Regions from separate parts of the Homo sapiens genome. Here region 1 is linked to region 2. Evidence: chromatin loops called from intact Hi-C (ENCODE). Cell type or tissue: Calu3. All regions are shown on one strand. Links, peaks and the distances in the headings refer to the core of each region. The heading gives the core; the rest is flanking DNA.

Region 1 (5,560 bases), core at 226-5,225, 250 kb before region 2:
AAATGTGGCACATATACACCATGGAATACTATGCAGCCATAAAAAAGGATGAGTTCATGTCCTTTGCAGGGACATGGATGAAGCCAGAAACCATAATTCTCAGCAAACTATCACAAGAGCAGAAAACCAAACACTGCGTGTTCTCACTCATAAGTGGGAGTTGAACAATGAGAACACATGGACACAGGGAAGGGAACATCACACACTGGTGCCTGTTGGGGACTGGGGGACTAGGTGAGGGATAACATTAGGAGAAATACCTAATGTAGGTGACGGGTTGATGGGTGCAGCAAACCACCAAGGCACGTGTATACCTATGTAACAAAACACGTTCTGCACATGTAACCCCAAACTTAAAGGATAATAATAATAAAAAAGAACCACAACAAAAAAAGAAAAGCTTATTTATCATAATCAAGTAGGCTTTAATGCTGGGATGAGAGTTTGGTTCAACATATGCAAATCAATAAATATGATTCATCACATAAACAGAACTAAAGACAAAAAACACGTTATTATCTCAATAGATGGAGAACAGGCTTTCAGTACAATTAAACATTCCTTCATGTTAAAAGTTCTCAACAAACAAGATTTTGAAGGAACATACTTCAAAATAATGAGTCACTTATGACAAACTCACAGCCAACATCATACTGAATGGGCAAAAGCTGGAAGCATTTCCCATGAGAGCTGGCACAAGACATTGATTCCCTCTCTGACCACTCCTATTTTACATAGTATTGGGAGTTCTAGCTAGGTCAATCAGGCAAGAGAATAAAATGACAGCATCCGAATAGATAGCAAGGAAGTTAATCTATAAAATATTGCTGAAGAAATTAAAGATAGCTAAATAATTGAGGGCTTATGTATGCATGTGTATATGTATATCTCATATTCATGATTGGAAGACCCCACTTTGAAAAAATGTCAGCTGTCCCCAAATTGGTCTATAGATTCAATGGAATCCTAATAAAAATCTAAGCAGATCTTTTTTTTTCTGTACTCTGATTATAACATTTACACGGATATGCTAAGAATCTGAAATATCAAAAAACAGTCTTTAATAGAAGAAACAAAACGACTGGGCTTTCACTTTTTTCACCTTTTGACTTTAATTAAAAAACCTTAATATCAAGCAAAAAAAATCCAATTAGAAAATGAACAGAAGACATGAAAAGATTTTTCACCAAAATGAATATATAGATGTCATATAAGCTTATGAAACTGTTTTAGGCCCTAGGGAAATGCAAATTTAAACTATGTTAAGCTATCACTTTACACCTATTAGAATGGCTAAAATTTAAAAAAAAAATGGTGACTGTAAGAAATGCTGCTGAGCATGCAGTGAAACTGGATGACATATATTGCTGGTGGCATAAAATGGCATAGCCACTTTACAAGATTATTTGGAAGCTTCAAAAAAAAAAAAACACTAAAAATGCATCTACCATATGGCCCAGCAATTGCACTCTTAGGTATTTATCTTAGAGAAATTAATACCTTTGTTCACACAAAAAGTTGTACATGAATGTTTACAGCAGCTTTATTCAATAATAACCAAAAGATGTAAATGAATAAAAACCTTACAGATATCCTTCAATAGTGAAAAGGTTAAACAAACCATGGCACATCCATGTAATGGAATACTAGGTAACAATGAAAAATAAATGATTATTGATACACATACAACCTGGCTGAATCTCCAGTGATTGTGCAGAGTGAAAGAAACAAACCCCAATTGGTTACAATACTGCACGATTTGTTTTATTTGACAATCTTGAAATGAAATCATACAAATGGAGAACAGATTGGGGGTAGCTATGGAATAATGAGGGGATTGGGCAGTGGTGTGGACATAAAAGGACAACATGAGAGATCTGTGTTGTGAAGAAAATGTTCTATATTAACTACAGTATTCTCATTATGACATTGTACTTATTTGGAGGATGTTACCATTGGGGGAAAATGAGTAAAGGGCACCTGGAATCTCTCTGTATTATTTCTTACAGCTTCTTGTAAATCTACAATTATCTTAAAATAAGAAGTTTAATTAAAATAATGTATGCAAAATAAGCTTATTTGGTGGTGGACATGGTCAAAAGTTTATCATTTCCTATTTACTTACCTATTGTGTTACACTTATTAAGACACACCCACTTTTGCCTACTTTAAGCACAAGTTTATAGTTACTAAGACATACATTTGTTTTTATATTAGTTAGTATTTGGGAATGGGTAACAAGAAATTTGATTTACATAGTTGTATATGTGCATGTGTGCATCCTCAGATATAAGTTCATGTTTTCATTATGAGTATATGTATTTTTATGTGTTTTTTAAATGTTTATTTTAGGTTTAGTGGTACATGTATAGGTTTGATATATTGGTAAATTGCATGTCATGGAGGTTTGGTGTGCAGATTATTTTGCCATCCAGGTAATTTGCATAGTACCAGTCAGGTAATTTTTTGGTCCTCAGCCTCCTCTCTCCCTCCACCTTCAAGTAGGCTGTGGTGTCTGTTTTTCCCTTCTTTGTGGCCATATGTCCTCATTGTTTAGCTTCCACTCATAAGTGAGAACATGCAGTATTTGGTTTTCTGTTCCTGTGATAGTTTTCTTAGGATAAGGGCCTCCAGCTCCATCCATGTTTCTCCAAAGGGCATTATCTCATTCCTGTTTATGGCTGTGTAGTATTCCATGGTGTATATGTACCACATTTTTGTTATCCAGTCTAATGTTGATGGGCATTTCGGTTGATTACATGTCTTTGTTATTGTGAATAGGGCTGCAAAGAACATACAGATGCATGTATTTTTGTGGTCGAACAATTTATATTCCTTTGTGTGTATACCCAGTAATGAGATTGCTTGGTCAAATGGTAATTCTTCTTTCAGTTCTTTGAGAAATAAACAAAATGCCTTCCACAATGGTTGAACTAACTTATATCGCCTATAGCAGTGTATAAGCTTTCCCTTTTCTGTACAACCTCACCAGCATGTGTTAGTTTTTTGACATTTTAATAATAGCCATTCTGACTATGTGAGATGGTATCTCTTCGTGGTTTTGATTTACATTTCTCTGACGATTAGTGATGATGAGCATTTTTTTAATGTTTTTTGGCCACTTGTATGTCTTCTTTTCAGAAGTGTCTGTTTATGTTTCTTGCTCACTTTTTAATGGGGTTATTTGTTTATTGCTTGTTAAGTTTCTTAGAGATTGTGGATATTAGATCTTTGTTTGATGTTTGTGAATATTTCCCCCATTCTGTAGGTTGTCTGTTTACTCCGTTGATGGTTTCATTCTTTCTGTGTGGGTTGATGTTCCTTCAACTGTAGTGTAATATGAGTATAATCAGTTGACTTCTTTTCTGAATGTTTTCAGCAGTCTAAGCATTTTTGCAGGATCTTTATTTGTAGCTTAGTTCTTGTCCTTGGTTTCACTGGGGGATATATTAACAGTATTTTCGGTGTTGAAATTTGGTTGTAATCCACTAGATGGTGCTTAAATGTAATGGTTAATAGGTACGCTCTTGCTTAGCCATGTGGCTCGCCTGTATTTCCTCATGATTGCCATCAAATTTTCTGTTACTGTTCTGAAAGTGTAGGCTCCTCTCCCACAGAAGTGCTGTCTGTAGACCTCTGTTTGGCACTTGCGAGCTGTACAGCACAACCTTGTGGTGAGCTCATCTTTATTTTCCTTCCCCACTTTTGAGGCAGCAGGGGACAAGACCTTGGCAGTGGCTATGGCAGAGGGTCTTTCCCGTGTCTTTTGGTGCTCTACCCTAGAGAAATTCAGAGCGGATATCAACTGGTGCAATCAGTCAAGGGTGGGGCAGCTGCGTTTTTGGCCCAAGCCATGGGAACCTGCCTGGGGATGGGAAGGGGATTGCGGAGGGAACAGACCAGCCTCTTCTCCTTATGGTGGCTGTGGCTTTCTGGAGGTGTGGTTAAAGCACTGTGCGTCTTTGCTTCTTTCCCAGTCTGAGGGCAGCAAGGGCACTACCATTGCAGTGGCAGGGGCAGAAAGGCTTTTGGTTGTCTCTGGGACCTCCATCTCAGAAAAAAACACAGAGTCACTGCTACTGGGGATGTTCAGCCAGGGGGTGAGGCAACTGTGCTGTTGGCCTGAGGTGGGGACCCCGCTTGGGGAAGAGTCGGGGTTCGAGGGATAACAGGGAGGAGAGAGTGGGCTCTTCTTTGTATGGTGACTGTGTCTTGCTAGAAATGTGAGTAAAGCCCTCAGGATCTTCATTTCTTCTCCAGCCTGAGGGCAGCAGGGGAAGAACCACTGCAATGGCAGTGGCAGAGGGGCTGTCAGTTGCCTCTGGGAGCCCCTCCCCCAGGGAAATACAAAGCCACTAGCAGAGGGAATGCTCTGCCAAGGGTGGGACGTCTGTGTAGATCCAGGCTTGGGGCCCTGCTTGGTGAAGAGTGTGGGGTGGGAGCCTACATGGAAGAGAGACTGGGCTCCTCTCTGTATGGTGGCTGCAGCGTGCTGGAGGCTCCAGTGTAGCAACTCGACCTTTTGTTTTATTCCCTGGCCTGAATGCAGCAGAACAGTACCACTGCAGCTGCAATGGCAGAGAAGCTGTGGGTTGTCTCTGGGATTTCCTCCTCAGAAACGCAGAGCTGCTACCGAGTAAAGTGTTTATGTGGAAGCAGAGTGATTGTGCTTGGGGCCCAGGTCAAGAGGCACTGCTCAGTGAAGAGCAGCGGAGGTGGGGACACACGTGAAAACAGTCTGGCCGCTTTTCCTTTAAGGTGACTGCGCTGTGCTGTGGGTTCGCGTCAGTCCCCAACTTCTATACTACCTCCAGAGCCTGATGAGAACATGAGCGTGGAAAAACGTCAGCTTGCCTGCTCCCTCTGGGAGCTCTGTCCCAGGGAAGTGTGGAGCTGCTTCCAGCCTGAGAACTCAGGCAGGGCTGGGGTAGCCTTGTTAGTGTCCCAAGCTAATGGGCCTTATCCTGCGGCGTGCCCGGGAAGAAAGCCTGCAATCTGGGCATGGTGGTGGGTGCTTATAATACCAGCTACTTGGAAGGCTGAGGCAGGAGAATCACTTGAACCCGGGAGGCAAAGGTTGCAATGAGCCAAGATGGTGCCACTGCACTCCAGTGGCGCTCCAGCCTGGGCGACAGAATGAGACACCATATCATAACAAAACAAAACAACAACAACAACAACAACAACAACAAAACCTGGAATATTATTCAGCTTTTAAAAAGCAGGAAATTTAACATTTATTTTAAAGATAAATCTTAATGGTCTTATGATAAGTGTAATAAGTCCATCATAAAAAGTATGAATCCACTTATACGAGTTAGCTAAAGTAGTTGCACTTTTAAAAAGAGAAAATAGAATGGCATTTGTAAAGGGCCAGTCAATGGGGAAAACAGGTAGTCGATTCATGTATAGTATGTATTCATTTTGCAAGATAAAAATGTTCTGGTGATATGTTGCCAACAATGGCAATATACTTAACATGGTCTAACTATTAATATAAAATTAAAATATTTAAGATTGTAAAAAAAAAACAGAAGCTTTACATCCATATGTGATTTAA
Region 2 (5,560 bases), core at 260-5,259:
TGTTATTATAAACATGTTGTTTAATTTCCATATATTTACATTTTCCAAGTTCCTTCTGATATTGATTTTTAATTTTATTCACCTGTGGTCTGAGAAGATACTTGATACAATTTTGATTTTTTAAAATTTGCTAAGACTTATTCTGTGGCATAATATAGGGTCTATCTTGAAGAATTTTCCATGTGCTCATGAAAAGAATGTCCATTCTGCAGTTATTGGGTAGAATATTTTGTAAATGCTTTTTATGTCTGTTTTGTCTAAAGTCCAATTTAAGTCGATATTTTTTTTTAATTTTCTGTCTTGATGTTCTGTCTAATGCTTTGAGTGGTGTATTGAAGTCCTCAATTATTATTGTATTTCTGTCTATCTCTTTTCTGGGTGCAAGCTGTTGAGTGCATATACTTAGAATCATTATGCGCTCTTTCTGAGTTGATCCTTTTATCATTCTATAACAACCTTCTTTGTCTTTTGTTACTTTTTTTAATTTAATGTCTATTTTATCTCATGTAAGTATAGCTGTTTCTGATCAAAGTTTGTTTCTGTTTGTATAGAATATCTTTTTCCACCACTTTTAGTCTATATGTGTCTGCACAGTTAAGGCAAACTTTTTATAAGTGGGATACACTTGAATTATGTTTATTTATTCCACTTATATATATATTTTATGTGACGCATTTAATCCATTTGGAAGTAAAGTTAATTGATACGTGTCATTTTGTTCCTGTCATATTGTAAATTCTTTTATGGTTTCTTAATTATGTATTTGTTTCTGTTTTTGTGGTTTGGTAGAATTGTGTAGTGTTGTCATTTGATTCTTTTCTCTTCCTCTTCTGTGATTGCCTTACCAATGAGTTTTATACTTTCATGTGTTTTCATTATGGTGAATATTGTCCTTATATTTCCATGTTTAGAAATCCTTTAAGCATGTCTTATAGGGCTGGTCTACTGCTGTTGAATTCCCTCCATGTTTGATTGTCCGTGAAAGACTTTTTTTTCCTTCATTTATAATGTTTAATCTTGCCAGATACAAAATATTGACTGTCTGATTTCTTTCTCATAGTTTGAATATACTATTCTATTCTTTTCTGTCCTGTATGGTTTCTGCTGAGGAGTGTACTGTTAGTCTGATAGGGTTTCTTTTATAAGGGAATAGACCCTTTCCTTTTGCTGATTTTAGAATTCTTTCTTTCACTTTGCCTTTGGACAGTCTGATTACAATATGCCATGGTGAGGAACTTTTTGCAATGTATTTGCCTGAGTATTATTGGGCCTCCTCTATCTGTGTGTCTAAATGTCTTGCTAGATATGAGATGGTTTCATCAATTATTTTGTTTAATATGTTTACTAAAAATAGTTATCTGTCTTCTCCTTTGGGAATACTGATAATTTGTAAGTTTGGTCACGTTATGTCGTTCCAAACATCTCAAAAGTTTTGTGGATTATTTTGTGTGCATTTATTTTTATTTTTGTCTGACTGGACTATTTCAAAAAATCTGTCTTCAAATTCTGAGATTATTTCTTCTGCTTGGTTTAGTCTATTGTTGAAGCTTTGAAATGTATTTTTAATTTCTTTAGTAAATAAATTATTCAGTTACAGAAGTTCTATTTCCTTTTTTTAAAGATATCTATCTCCTTGGTAAATTTCTCATTGATATTCTGAATTGATTTTCTGATTTCTTTTAATTGGTTTTTAGATATATCTTCCATCTCATTGAGCTGCTTTAAAATCAATGCTTTGAATTCTTTATCTGGCATTTTGAGATTTTATTTTTGGTTAAGATTCCTTTGAGCGTGTCATATTACTATGCATTTTCATGATTGCTATATCTTTACATTGATTTCTGTACATCTGGAGCAACAGTCACTTTTCATTTTGGATTTATTTTCTTTGGGGAAATGATACTTTTTTCTTGAAGATATGACTATGATGGTTGTGTAGGGCTATTTGGCTTTGCTTCTGGGTGCAAGCAGTGGTGAAGATTATGTTTGATTTCCTTGTCTACATCTGTGGAGTCCTCAGTGTGTTAGGGTGTGGTATTGGTGGAGGCTGTGGTGAGGTTGTACTGGGGACTTGAATGCCTGATGGGCCTTTCTTCATGTTTTGGTGGTAGTAGTCATTGGGTAATCATGTCTATTCTTATGACCTGAAGCAGTGTATGCTGGCACCTGTGTTCGCAGTTCCAGATAGGTCAAACCTCGGGCCTCTGGGTGGCTTTCTCATATGCTTGTTGTAGTAGCAGGGTACTGAATTGGTGAGTGTGCTTACAATCTTCTGAGCAGACAAAGTGGCATGAGCAATGGCAGTTACAGTGGTAGTGATTTACTCTTCTAGTTCCTGAGTGCTATGCTCTTTATTACCAGTTGTTGCCATGGGCTGTCCAGGCTGGTCTCTAGGCCAGTAGATGGCAGTAGCAGACAGGAACCAGTTGCAATGGTAGTGGTAGAATTTCTGCCTTACTTCTGCCCCATGTAAGATATGCTCAGGTATTCCAGGAGGTAAACTGGGTTGTGGAAAGCCAGGAGCTTGGACCCCACATACTGTTTCAGTGAGGGGATGATGCCAGCTGGAACCAGATTGGCAAGCTTGCACTCAGGCCCCCCAGTGGTAAGTGCAGGCACCAGCTGTGACTTGGGGTTGAAGTGATGTTCAGGTCCCTGGGAAAATGCTTGGGTCAGGGATGACTGCTGCTGTTCTGAGGTCTTGTCATGGGTTGCAAATATGGCCAGTCTGTGAACATTGCTTTGGTTAGTCGGTGGGCAGTTTTTGTCCATTTCACACCTTAGTCCTGGCAGGTCTTCCTCCCATGTCCCAGGTGAGGCTGCTGAGTAGGCTGGTCAGTCAGTTTTGGCACATCCAGCCCACCCATAATTCAGCCCCAGGCCATAGGAGACACTGTCTTGCTCAAGGCCAAGCCTCAGCAGCAACTCTCATCTTTCTCAGGTCGTGGGGAAGAGCTCGGCTTCAGCACCAGTGGCTGGAGTGTATATCATGCTAACTTCTCAGTTCTGGTTCCAAGAGTCCCTCCTTCACTCAAGTCCCACTTCCACAAGCTACAGCTTGAGTCTAATGCCAAAGACTGGTGCCTCTCATTTCCAGGGCCACACACAGTTTGTTAAGGGCTAGGATTGAGAATGGTATCTTAATGTAAATGCATAGGTCTGTCAGAGTGTGTGAGACACTCCCTCAAGCAGTTTCATCTCACGTTCTCCTGGCCACTCCCTCAGTTAGAATTCAGGACTTGAGAGAATAGAGGTGCTCTCCTGTGGCCTGGATTTATTGATTCCTCAATGAGAAACTGAACCACAGAAAGACAGAGAAAGACCCTCTCCCATGGTGGAGACTCTCCCAGTTTTCACCTGGTCCAGGCCTTGCAAGTTGTCTGTTTTTCTTCTCCTTCCTGGAATTTAGAGTTTCCTTTCACTTTTATGTTGAACTCTTCTGTTTCTTCTTGGATAATATATTCAAAGTGTGATAGTCTACATACTATTTTTTTTTTCACCTAACTGGATGAGGCATACTAGAAATACTTATTGTCAGCCATTTTGGAGAAAGCTACACAAAACAAATTTAGAAGTATGCCTTCTACTTACATTTATATTTTTTGGTAGAGTTTAAGAAGAATTTGTATGAATTTTTTTGAATGGTGTAATTCAGACATGAAGACATCTGGTACTGGGCTTTTCTTTGTATAAACATTTTCATTTACTACTTTAATCTTATTTGTTATTGGTCTGTTAACAGGCTTTCTATTTCTTTGTAATTCAATCTTGGTAGATTGTATGTGTCTAGAAACCTCAATTTATTCTAGGTTATCCAATTTGTTGTTATACAGTTGTTCATAATAGCACCTTTGATCCTTTTTTATTTCTGAAGCATCCATTGTAATGTCTCCAGCTTCATTTCTAATTTTATCTGAGTTTTTGATCTTTTTGCAGTCTAGCTAAAAGTATGTCAATTTTGTTTATATTTTTATGAAACTCTTACTTTTGTTGATTTTTTCTATAGTTTTGTTATTCTTTCTTTTATTTATTTCTGCTCTGATCTTTATTGTTTTCTTTCTTCTGCTAAATTTGAATACAGTTTGTCTTTCTTTTCCTAGTTTCTTGAGGTGTAATGTTAGGTTATTTATTTGAGATCTTTTCTACTTTCTTAATGTAGGCATTTGTCATTATAAACATCTCTCTTAAAACTTCTTTTGGTGCATCCTATGGGTTTTGATATATTTTGTTTCCATTTTCTTTTGTCTCAAGGTATTTTTAGATTTCCCTTTTTGATTTCTTATTTGACCTACTGGTGGTTCAGGAGTGTGCTTTCTAATTTCTGGATATATGTAAATTTTTCAGTTTTCCTCCTAGTCTGAAGTGGTTTGTAATATTATTTAAATCCTGTTACATTTGCTAAGTTTTTTGTGGCTATCTGTCTTGGAGAATTTTCTATGTACGCTTAAGAAAAATATGTATTTTGCTGTTGTTGAATGGAATATTCTGTATATTTCTGTTAGGTGCATTTGGCCTAAAGTATACTTTAGGTCAAGTGTTTCCTTATTGAATTTCTGTCTGGATGATCTATCTGTTGTTTAAACTGGAATATTAAAATATTCTACTTTTTATTATATTGTATATTTCTCCCTTCAGATTAGACATATGTAGATGTTCTGATTTTATGTGCATATATTTGCAATTGTTATGTGTACTTCTTTTCTTTCTTTTTTTCCCCCTGAGGCGGTATCTCACTCTGTTGTCCAGGCTGGAGTGCAGTGGCATGATCAAGGCTCATGGCAGCCTCAACCTTTCCAGGTTCACGTGATCCTCCCACCTCAGTCTCCCAAGTAGCTGGGACTACAGGCATGTACCTGCACATGTGGAGAATTTTTGTATACTTTTTTAGAGATGGGTTTTACCATGCTGCCCAGGCTGGTCTCAAACACCTGTGCTCAAGTGATCCACCCATCTCGGCCTCCCAAAGTGCTGAGATTACAGGCATGAGCCACTGAACCTGGCTTGTTATGTATTCTTGATGATCTGACCATTTTCTCATTATAAGTTGGCTATTTTTTCCTCATGTGACAATTTTTGACTTAAAGGTTTTTTCTTCTGTTGTTAGCATAGGTATTCTTCCTCTTTATTTTTATCTCAATTTTTATGAAATGCTTTCTATTTCTTCATTTTTAATCTATTTGTGTCCTTTAAGGTGAAGTGAGTCTGCTGTGGTCTGAATATAATTTGTCAGGGAAAGAAGTTGTTATATCAAAAAGACACCTTTGCACATATGTTTATCACAACTAAATTCACAATTGCAATATTATGAAACCAACCTAAATGTCCATCAACCAATGAGTGAATAAAGAAAATGTGTTACATATACATCGTGGAATGTAACATAAAACAGAACAAAATAATGTATTTTGCAGCAACTTGAATGGAACTGGAAGCCATTATTCTAAGTGAAGTAACTCAGGAATGGAAAAGCAAACACTGTGACTTCTCACTCATAAGTGAGAGTTAAGCTATGGGTACACAAAGGCATACGGAATGGTACAATGAACATTGGAGACTCAAA

What was found. Peaks named below come from ENCODE experiments on the same cell type or tissue, not always from the same donor. Only the 100,000 strongest peaks of a DNase experiment are listed, where the experiment ranks them.
Region 1: it touches region 2 in a loop (5-fold over the local background); 2 of 110 quality-filtered maps call a loop at or near these places.

The regions. Positions count from the first base shown.
Region 1 is chrX:57,279,234-57,284,793 of GRCh38, forward strand. It overlaps a transcript of FAAH2 not described here. Among named protein-coding and RNA genes, the nearest start is that of FAAH2, 4.7 kb to the right of the region's middle. In Calu3, for the core only: no CTCF peak of the experiment used is centred there; no DNase peak of the experiment used is centred there.
Region 2 is chrX:57,526,440-57,531,999 of GRCh38, forward strand. No RefSeq gene overlaps it. Among named protein-coding and RNA genes, the nearest start is that of ZXDB, 63 kb to the right of the region's middle. In Calu3, for the core only: no CTCF peak of the experiment used is centred there; a DNase peak (open chromatin) is centred at 2,402.